Linked DNA regions of Mus musculus: region 1 is linked to region 2. The links are chromatin loops, found by intact Hi-C in ENCODE. Cell type or tissue: heart. All regions are shown on one strand.

Region 1 (5,000 bases), 77 kb before region 2:
TGTCATTTTGCTACGATTACGAATCATAGTGTAAATAAATATCTGCGCTTTCCAATGGTCTCAGGCAACCCCTGTGAAAGATCAGTCAACCCCAAAGGGGTCGTGACCCCCAGGTTGAGAACCCCACCCTAGGTGTAGCCGGCATCAGTTTGAATGGGGGCAGTGGAATTCCAATTTAGAAGTTAGGCTGTGGGCTGCGAATGCAGCTCTGCTGGTAGAGCTCCCGTCTGCACGAATGAAGATAGTCCCGCCTGGGCTCAGTCTCTAGCACCACACGACCCTGTGTATGGTGCAACGTGCCTGTCACTCCAGTACTTGGAGATAGAGGAAGGAGGGTTAAACGTTAAAGTTCATCTTTAGCTACACAGTGGGTTAGAAGACAACGTGGGCTAGATGAGATGTTGCCTCAAGGAAAAAAGAGGAGGAGGAAGGCCAGAAATAGGGAAAAAGAAGGGAGAAAAGAGGAAATCACCATCATCGCCATCACCACTATCACCACCATCATCATCATCACAGGTTGTCAGACTGGTCAAACGCCAAAACCTAGTCCACATGTTGTTAACAGAAATCCATACATGAAGAGAAACAAGACCAATGTTAGAATTAGAGTGCAATTAAAAGCATAAAACCAGACTAAGAGAACATCAAACACACACACACACACACACACACACACACACAGAGAGAGAGAGAGAGAGAGAGAGAGAGAGAGAGAGATGATATTTATGGGAAAGGTCTAATAGTCTTAAGCCTCAAAGCACAAAACAACATGATAACTAAATACAGAAAACAAACGTATTAGCAATCCAATAGAATTGAGAAGACCGGACTGTTCTGCAGACCGCACAAAGCTTCAAGGGGTTCACTTAGACGGCACAATTAATGTCTTATTGTTGAACAAACCTACCACCGAATGTAAGGAGGGTGGGCATATACATTCAGGATTTTTTTTTATGGGGAACAGCAAAATTTTCCTTTGTAAAGGAGATTGCAGCCAAAGCCTGAGGATCTGTGTTTGATTCCTGGAAGTTAATAAAAGTTGAAAGACAACCAACTTCTCAGAACGATCCTCTGACCTAATTAAATAAGTGACTTGAATTTGAGTGCATAAACATGTGTCTGCAAAACAAACCATGAATTAACAATACATACAAATGAACACAGAAACAGTGTGGCGAGATTAATTGCTACTCAAAGAAAGCAAAGGGGAAGGAAGGAGCGTTCCTGCTCCTGCGTCCTGCGCAGTCGCACAACCGCCCCGGGAGGGCGTGGCTTGCTCTCCCCAGCCCGACTCACCCGGCCCAAGAACTGCAGGAAAGTGTTGGAGAGCAGCAGGTGCTTCTCAGCCAGGAAGCGGTAGCGCCGCTTCTCTTCCAGCTCGGCGGCGCGCTTGCTCTCGGACACGAAGGCCTGCATCTGGGCGTGCAGCCGGTTCACACTCTCCTGGGGGCAGGAGAAGATTCTGGCTAGGGGTCTGAGCCCTTCTGACTTAGATGTCCCTCTCCAATCCTCCCCTGAACACGCAGTTTGCATCTTCACCCTGTGACCCACTGGCCTGGGTACTATGGCTCTGTTTCTGGTACCCTGCACAGAGGCGTGCAGACGTTGCCATAGAGATGGCGGTTTAAGGAAACAGGGATGGGAGTATGAGTGATGCTCTCCTTGGAAGGGGAGAGAGAGACCGGAGCTCATTAAAAGGCGCTAAAGGAAGCAAAGGTTGAATCTTGGGTTTGGATCCCAGAGACAGAGGCGGGGATGGGAGTGACCTTGCAGGGACTGAATGCTTCTTTCCAGGCACGCTGTGAGTGGAACGTTTGCTCTGCGGGGCCAATGATCTCATTTTCTCAGTGAGACTGAGGAAGGGAGGGATGCTGAGGGTGGCCGTCGGTGACTATCCAGCTGTGCTCCCCACAGCTGTGTTCTTTTTGGGCAGCTCACAAGGGTGCTAGGTTTCCCCCAGAGACCTGTCCTCAGCCTCTCACGCTTTCATACCTTCATCTCCCGCGCGTTTTTGTCTCTCTTGCGTTCCATGCGCCATAGCTCAGACATGCACTTCTCCAGGTTGGCCGCTCGGTGGCGATACTCAATCTCGTAGTGTTGGCAGCTATCCTGGGGTAGGACAGAGACAGGCAGGGGATCCGCACATTAAAGAGGTCAGGACTCAAAGTAATGGACCGAGGGGCCCAGATGGGACTATGTACAATCTGGGTCAGATGAATGCTTGGCGCTGCCCTGTGTGGCCCTTCTATTGCGAGGGGTATCTGTGTGTCCTGCCTGGGAGGGGCTGGGGTAGAGGGACAGAGGGACAGACTTACCTTGATGAACTGCATGTCCAGCTTGGTGTTCTTCTCCATGTGCTGAAGCAAGTCTCCGTGGAATGTCTGCACCTGAGCGGAGCGCAGGATGGGTGTGACCAGGGTGCCCTTTGACCCAGACCCCAACACCCCAACAGATTTACTTGTTATCACAATGCTGCCCACCTCAAAAAAGTCCAAATTATATATATATGTATATTTATATGTATATGTATGTGTGTATATATGTATATGTGTGTGTGTATATGTGTGTGTGTGTGTGTGTGTGTGTGTGTGTGTGTGTGAGCTGCTCTCCTTTTGCTTCCAATTTGCTTTGTGACTTTGAACTAGTTGCTATGCTACTACGCTGGGTTTCGGTTTCCCCAGGACTTGGTCTTATGAGTTCTGATGCTGTGGGCTGGGTAGGGTCCTGGCATGTCCCCATACCCTCTATCAGCCTCTCTGAGGCCTCCCGATGCTGGGAAGAAGTCAGGCCTGAGCCATTGGGTATTGGCTTCATGGGAACAAGTTTACCCCCATCCCTCTGTCACATTCACTTCCGACAGCTCAGCATGTCTTCCTGTATCCTTTCTTCCCCTGTGTAAGACTTCCTGCTGCCCTGGGCCCTTCCCCTGGGGCGAAGATACCACACAGAAAAGGAATTCTGGGAACCCAGGTGCTGAGAGTTAGTATACTAGCACAAGCTGAAGGTTCTCCAGTGGCTGCTCCTGAGAACTTGTCGTGACTGGTCTGCCAGTGCCAGTCTAGCCCTTGAACCACACCTGCCACCGCCAACCTGTGCCCGGGGAATCTTTATAAAAACAAGAAATAGAAATGTGGATCATTTGAACTCAGGACCTCTGGAAGCGCAGTTGGTGCTCTTAACCACTGAGCCACCTTTAATCCCAGCACTCGGGAGGCAGAGGCAGGCGGATTTCTGAGTTCAAGGCCAGCCTGGTCTACAAAGAGAGTTCCAGGACAGCCAGGGCTAGCTACACAGAGAAACCCTGTCTCAAAAAACCAAAAAAAAAAAAAAAAAAAAAAGAAAGAAAAGAAAAGAAAAGAAAAGAAAAGAAAAGAAAAGAAACGTGGATCACTCTAGAATACCGAGTGTTTCTGCTGGCGGGACTACTGGTCAGGTGCAGAGCTCCTTACACCTAACATGCTTGTCCATCCTGCGATTTCCGGGCAGACACATCTGGGTGTTCTGCACACCCCTATCTCAGCCCAACCAGCCAATATAAACCACGGAGCTTAGGGAAGGTGTGGGGTTGGGCAGGTCCTGAAACCAAAGCCACTCTGTGACCAGAGCATCAGTAAAGACAGTGAATGGTAGAAGTGTAGAAATAGCCTTGAACCTCTTGGGAAGCCACAGAATATTTTAAATGGACCAAGCTAACACACTGGACACGCTCAGAACACTTTAACAGGGAGAGCCTGCCTGTGGAGACCGTGACACAGAAAGCCACAGAACTCCACGAGTGGGCATGAGTGGGAAGCAGAGCAGCTTGGCCTGACCCTCCAGCTGCAGAAGTCCCTTATCACGCCCCTCAGGGGGCTAATCAGCGTGGCAGCAAAGCCGAGTCTCTTTTTTCACTGCTCATGTGCGCTCTGCCTGTGTTCTCGTGCCTATGGAGGGCAACATGGCTCCCTCTGTTTTCCGTCCTGTGTGAACCGAGGCACAAAGTCCATAAACAAAGACAATAAATCCAGACAGCCATATCTCACCCCCTCCCACTGTGGTGGCCAAAGGTGCAGAAGACACGGGCTCACTCATCCGAGGGGGGTCAAGTGCCATAGGGAGTGTGATAGTCTTTCTCAGGCTGAAGTGGTCCTTCACAGAGACTGAGCTCAAGCAAGGGTGCTTGCTGCAGGACTGCCTGTCATCTGCAGGTGGCTCAGGGCACGCATACACACACACACATACACACACACCACCACCAAACTACACCACACCACACCACACCATACTACTCAGCCTTCTAGGGAAGGCTTAGGGATTCCTTCTACCTGTCCTTACAAGGCATACTCATGGCATAAGAGGGTCCTGTGAGGTTATCACAGAAAGGCACAGGAAACTGAAGCCAGCTTCACAGCACAGTACCAGCCACGAAGCCCTGTGAGGGCCAGCAAGCTCACCGAGAACTCTCGCCATTGAGGCCAGGAGCTGCCCTGCCTTTCAAACCCAGAGCCTGGCACATGCCTGGCTAGCTCTACCACAGAGGTACATCCTCAGCTGGATAAGGAGCCTTTGGGAAGCTGCTTCAACGGAACAAGCCTGGCCCTTGTCCTCCTGTGTCCCGGCTCAGCCACCAGGCCAATGGCAGTGCTTTCCCAGTCCTCCAATGACAGTCACCCCCCAACACTACATTCCACACAGCAGACACTTGCTCTCCCTCAGAGGCCTTCCCACAGCTCTGCTTAGCCCAACTCTTCTTCCTCTCACTGCTAAGGTGGCCTCCTGGCGCTGGAAGTGCAGGCTGTAGGGTTCTGCTTCTCTTGCAGTTTGGGAAGCAATTTTTGATAATTCCCAGATGCACAGCTCAGACCCCATCCCAACACACCAGGTCTGACTTTCCAGACCTCGTATTCCATGCTAAAAAGAACCTCTGCTGCCAGCAACCCTGTGGGTCTAGGTCAGCAGTTCTTAACCTGTGGGTTGTGACCCCATCAGGGGCACATAGTAAATATTTTGTATATCAAAGA
Region 2 (5,000 bases):
TTGCTCTGTTTAAATGCTGAAGATGTCCCAGACTTAGGCAGTGGGAGTGGCCTCAGGCCAGGTCTTTCAGGAAGGCAGCTTATCAAACAAAGAGTAACCTGAGCAGGCCAGGGTCCAGACAAGTGCCCACACTGACCTGCCTTCCTCTGCAGGCTGTCAGAGGGGATGGAAGTGACACCCTCAACCGGTCTCCCCTTTCATCTCAAGTGAGCAAGAACTCCGAGGTTTCACGGGTCCTGGGTCTGGTAGCCTTGTTTCATCCTGTGACTCAGAGTTTGGTAGAGGGGGTGACAGTGTGCAGTCTGGCAGGACAGCCAACAGGGAGGCCTCAGCTCTCTCACCTTCATTCTACCCACCAGTCCCTCTTACCAGAAAGATCAGTGACATGGGCAAAGATCTCACTGAAAGATAAAAAGATGTGATAGATCCCAAATCATTCTCTCCTCCAGCCACTTGAGCTCTGAAGCCTCTTCTCCCAGGATACCATTTTTTGCGGGGCGTCTCATGACTCTGCCACTGGAAAGACAGTGTGAGAAGGCCAACCCCACTGCTAAACGCAGCATTGCACAACATTGCTTGGCCATTACCAAAAGATCGACTTCTGTGGGCAGTAGGGTGTGGATGCAGAAGCCTGGCTCCCTGTTCTCCTAGGCTGAGGATGTGGGCGATGGATCTAGCCACATGGGGTCCTCACTGTCATACAGGTCTACTGGATTTCTTCATTAGTTGAGCACCTACTATTTGCCAGGCACAGCCTCAGCTCTCTAGAAGGTAGGAAAAGGGTGTGTGGGGGGTGGGGGAGGGTGGTGAACAGGATTGTGTATTTTCTAGAATTGAGAACTTGAGTTCAGAGGTAAATTTTTTGAACACCTTTTTCTTATAACTTGTGTTTTCCTTAAATTCACTTATTTGTTATGTGTCTGTGTGTGAATGGACCCATTCCACCGCTCTAAGTACGTAGAGATCAGAGGTCAGCTTTCTGGAGTCATTGTCTCCTTCCACCTTGGAAGTTGTGGGGTCTGAACGTTAGGCATCAGAGTTTAGTAACAAGCAAGCACATCGACCCACAGGGAAAGCGTCCCTGGGGCGAGTGGAGGTAGGGTTGAAGATATGGAGCCGACACCACGTGAAGACCAGGGGTAGGCAATTGCTGTGGCTTCGGAAATACAAACCTACGGTTCACAGGTACAGAGAAGGCACTTAAAACCACGAGACTGGATGAGGTCATCCGGACAAAGGATGTAGATCGACGAGAGAAGAGGCCAGACAGTGAACTGTAAAGCAAAGCAAATGACACCTCCACCCACGCCGTTCTCCAGAGGTGTCACGTGAATGCATCCAGAGGACACAGTCCCAGCACGGAGAACCGTGGCGGCTCTGGCTGTGGGCTCCTACAGCGGGGTCTACTGGGGGCGGCGCCTCACTCGGGCGTGGGCGGGGTCTCGGCTCCAGGCGGCCGCTCTGGGGCTTGCTGGCGGCTGGGGCGGTGACGTCACTGCATGACTGGGTTTTTATGAATGAAAGGAATCCTGTGCGTGAGTAATTCCGGGAAGCTCGCCTTACAACTGCGCGCGGCTCCAGCCCCCTTCGCCGCCTGCCCCATAACAAAACTCGGAGCGGCGCTGCGCGGAGCCGGGTTCCTAGTGAACTGCGGTCCCGATCGGAGAGGAGTGGGGCTCGAGAGCGGCCAAGGACCGCCACCGCGACAGCCGCGACAAGCACGCACTGAGCGCCGGGCCTGGCGGAGAGCGGTAAGGACGCGTCAGGGACGGGGACCGAGCTCCAGAAGTGTGAGCTCCGGGTCCTGCCTGGGCGGCGCGTGGTCCTCCTGCCCCTTCGGCGCCCCCTTAACATCAGCTCCCGGAGGGGCCTCCGAGGGGCTGGCTGGGAGGCGGTGCGCGGGCCCCGGAGGAAGCCGGGGCGGGGGCGGGGGCGGGGCGTGCACGTACGTGACTCGGTGAGAACAGTCCCTGGAGCCGCGCCCAGCACCTTGTGTGCGCGGTTTGTTTACGTCTCCCGGTGGCGTGCGTGCGGCTGTGTTCTTTGGGGAGCGTCCTGAGTTCTGCGGGCTGCGTGCACACGGTGTACTTCGGGGTGTGTGTTTGTGTGTGTGGCCGCACGCGCTCCTTGGAGACTGACACTAGCCCAGTGTATCTTGAAGTGGGTGCGCACCAGTGTCCACTGGAGCAAATGCGGAATAAGGACCCGAGCGAAGGAAGTGGCCCGATCGGTGGTCACACCAGGTCTGGAATTTTTCTCCCGCCCCTTCCACCCTCCGTCATCCTCCCCCTTTCCACCAGCCGGGACTGCCCGGTCCCTGTTGTCTCTGGAGTTTCCCCTGGCTGGAGCCATGTGACATCAGTGTTTGTTCCTCGCCCAGCGCGGGTGCCTGCAGCTTAGAATAGAGCAGAGGTTAGCGAGCCAGTCTTCTCCTGGCCACCTGGTGGATCTGGGAACCTAGTACATGGGAGTCCTTCCTTAGCCCCAAGTTTTCCGGCTCAGTATGGACTGTCCACCCCTGGATTGTCCCATTCTTCCAGTCTCAGGAGAAACAGGCAAGGCCAGAAAGTTTGTGACAGATTGGAGAACACAAGGCTCCCGGACTATTCTGTTGGCGACTGTGGTTGGTCTGGGTGTCTGAGGCTGCACCTGCTGGGTCCAGGAGGATGGCATGAGGCCCACTGTCACACTCCTCAGGTTGGACTCCTTAGACTGGACCTCTGTGTAGACCGATCGGTGGTCACACCAGGTCTGGAATTTTTCTCCCGCCCCTTCCACCCTCCGTCATCCTCCCCCTTTCCACCCTGGACCCCAGGGCTACTTAAATACTGGGCCAGCTGGCACACCTGGAGTCTACCCATGCCCAGCAAGATCAGCAGCCAGTGCTAACCCCTGATCTTCCTGAGGGAAGGGTTAATGTGGGAGAGGAGCGCTGCCTGAGAACACCTGTTCTGGGAACCCCCGTGATCCCACTCAAGACTTTCCCTCTTACCCCCTCCCCCACCCGAGGGTGCTGGAGTCCGAGGAGGTGGCAACTGAACTAGTTAGGGGGTGGAATCAGTGATATTTTAACTTTGAGCCCAGTGAGTTCTGCTACCACTGTGAGGATTCCAGGGTCCCCATCTGCAGTATGATGGCAGGAGAGCTCTGCAAGACGCTCTGGAAGCTGAGATGCACAGCCTGTTTTCCAGGGGAAACAGGGAAAGCAGAGGCCATCCCAAGGACCGGGGCTGGATAGAATTGGGGGTTAGGGGTTTGCAGCCAGGCCCACAGGAATCATGTGGGTCCATCCTCAAACCTCATCAGGAAACATCTCCCAGTAAAGCTGGGGGATCAGAGGTGAGGGGACGTGGCTAACTGGCTCACTGACAGATGGAAACTTAGCATTGAAAGATGGTTTTCCCTTGAGTCTCCAGGGGACACTTTTTTTGTTTAACAAGCATTTTGTCTGCATGTATATGTTTGCACTGGGTGTGTACCTGGTGCCAGCAGAGGTCAGAAGAGGGTTTTGGGTCCCTTGGAATTGTAGTTACCAGTCATGTGGTTGCTGGGAACCAAATCTGGGTCTTCTCTGTAGGAGTGTTCTTAACCACTGAGCCGTCTCTTCACCTTATTTATTTTGGAAAGGAGGACAAATTTATTTGAGCTCATGGTGTGAGGGGGTATATGCTCACCGTGGCAGGAAGCGTGGTGGTCAGACCAGTTTGTCTGTGGCTGTGGTGGTACGGGGCTGCTGGCCCCCATCTCAGTGCCCCTGGAAGCTGCTGGGCCAGATGTTGGGGTGAGGCTGATAGGCAGATGCAGAGATTGCCTTCTAGGAAACAAAGTAAAAGAACCAAAGAAGTAGATACAGTGTAGCAGCTGAGATAGGCGGGATGATGCAGAAAGCCAAGTTTGCTTAAGTAGCAACAGGGCTTCTACTTAGCTGGCCTCAATCATGGAAGGTTTCGCCGGGGGATGTGGCTAGCAACTTGGTGACTGATGGTGACTCTGGAACCCGGAGGACAAGGGCTGTATTTCCTCTTTGGACCTTCAAGGCGCAGCACAGGACCTGGCAGACAGTAGGTGCTCCCTGCATCTGTGGCTAGTTGAAGAAATGAGCAATGGGTCTAGGTCCTTGAGGTCTGTGACACAGGTAGAAAGAGGACCTCGGGTCCAGGGAAGCAGAAAGCAAGACTGTGGGCTATTGGGGGCTTGAACCCCGCCCCCAATGAGCAGGTCCTGTAGAGTACAGGGGAGTTCCTTCTTCACACACACAGAGCCCTTTTGACCAATAGTCAATAGAAAATCCTGTCTGCTCATTTGTTGGTTATTAGGGGAAAAGATGCTATGAGAATGGAGGGAACATGTTAGCAGCCAGAGGCGCCTCTGTGCTCTGGGGCAGCTGGTAGCTTGAGCTCTGTGGTTTTGATTTTGTTTGTTTTTGTTTTTTCTTCCCCCAAAGGTTCTTTAAAACTCATTTTCTGCCGGGCATGGTGGCGCACGCCTTTAATCCCAGCACTTGGGAGGCAGAGGCAGAGGCAGGTGGATTTCTGAGTTCAAGGCCAGCCAGGGCTATACAGAGAAACCCTGTCTCGAAAAACCAACAACAACAAAAAAACCCTCACTTTCTACGTAGATGTTTGCGCCTTAGTGAATGTATGCGTACCATGAGTGCAGGTGCCTGTGGAGGCCAGAGGGTGTCAGGTCCCTGAAACTGTAGCCGCAGGCAGGCATGATCCCCTTGAAATGGTACCGAGGACAGAATGTAGCTCATCTGCACAGGCAGCAAGTGTCCTTTGACCACTAAGCGATCGATTTAGCCCGATCTTTGTTTTTATTTTTTATTTATTTATTTTGATATAAGGTCTTATGTAGCCGAGCTGGCTTTGAACTTCTGGTGTTCATACCTCTGCCTCCTAAGGGCCTTGATCATGGCATACGTCGAGACCACACTCAAGTTGCCCAAGGTCTCAAAACATGCCAAAGTCAAGTTTGTAGGTTTGTGTCTCTAGTGACTC

Evidence for each region. A loop is a pair of places that touch in the nucleus more often than their neighbours do. Peaks named below come from ENCODE experiments on the same cell type or tissue, not always from the same donor. Only the 100,000 strongest peaks of a DNase experiment are listed, where the experiment ranks them.
Region 1: a loop joins it to region 2, with 1.9 times the contacts of the local background. A loop is called at or near these places in 2 of 42 quality-filtered maps.

What each region holds. Positions count from the first base shown.
Region 1 is chr15:79,269,210-79,274,209 of GRCm38, forward strand. It overlaps Baiap2l2 (BAI1-associated protein 2-like 2), which reads right to left. Exons shown (of 14, transcript NM_177580.3): 5 at 2,316-2,387; 6 at 1,993-2,109; 7 at 1,297-1,443. Among named protein-coding and RNA genes, the nearest start is that of Baiap2l2, 14 kb to the right of the region's middle. In heart, a CTCF peak has its summit at 2,057; a DNase peak (open chromatin) is centred at 1,312; H3K4me3 peaks cover 1,313 bases; H3K27ac peaks cover 364 bases; H3K27me3 peaks cover 1,044 bases.
Region 2 is chr15:79,346,004-79,351,003 of GRCm38, forward strand. Maff (v-maf musculoaponeurotic fibrosarcoma oncogene family, protein F (avian)) reads left to right here and starts at 1,517. Exons shown (of 3, transcript NM_010755.4): 1 at 1,517-1,751. In heart, a CTCF peak has its summit at 2,444; DNase peaks (open chromatin) are centred at 588, 1,498, 2,178 and 2,848; H3K4me3 peaks cover 2,237 bases; H3K27ac peaks cover 2,948 bases.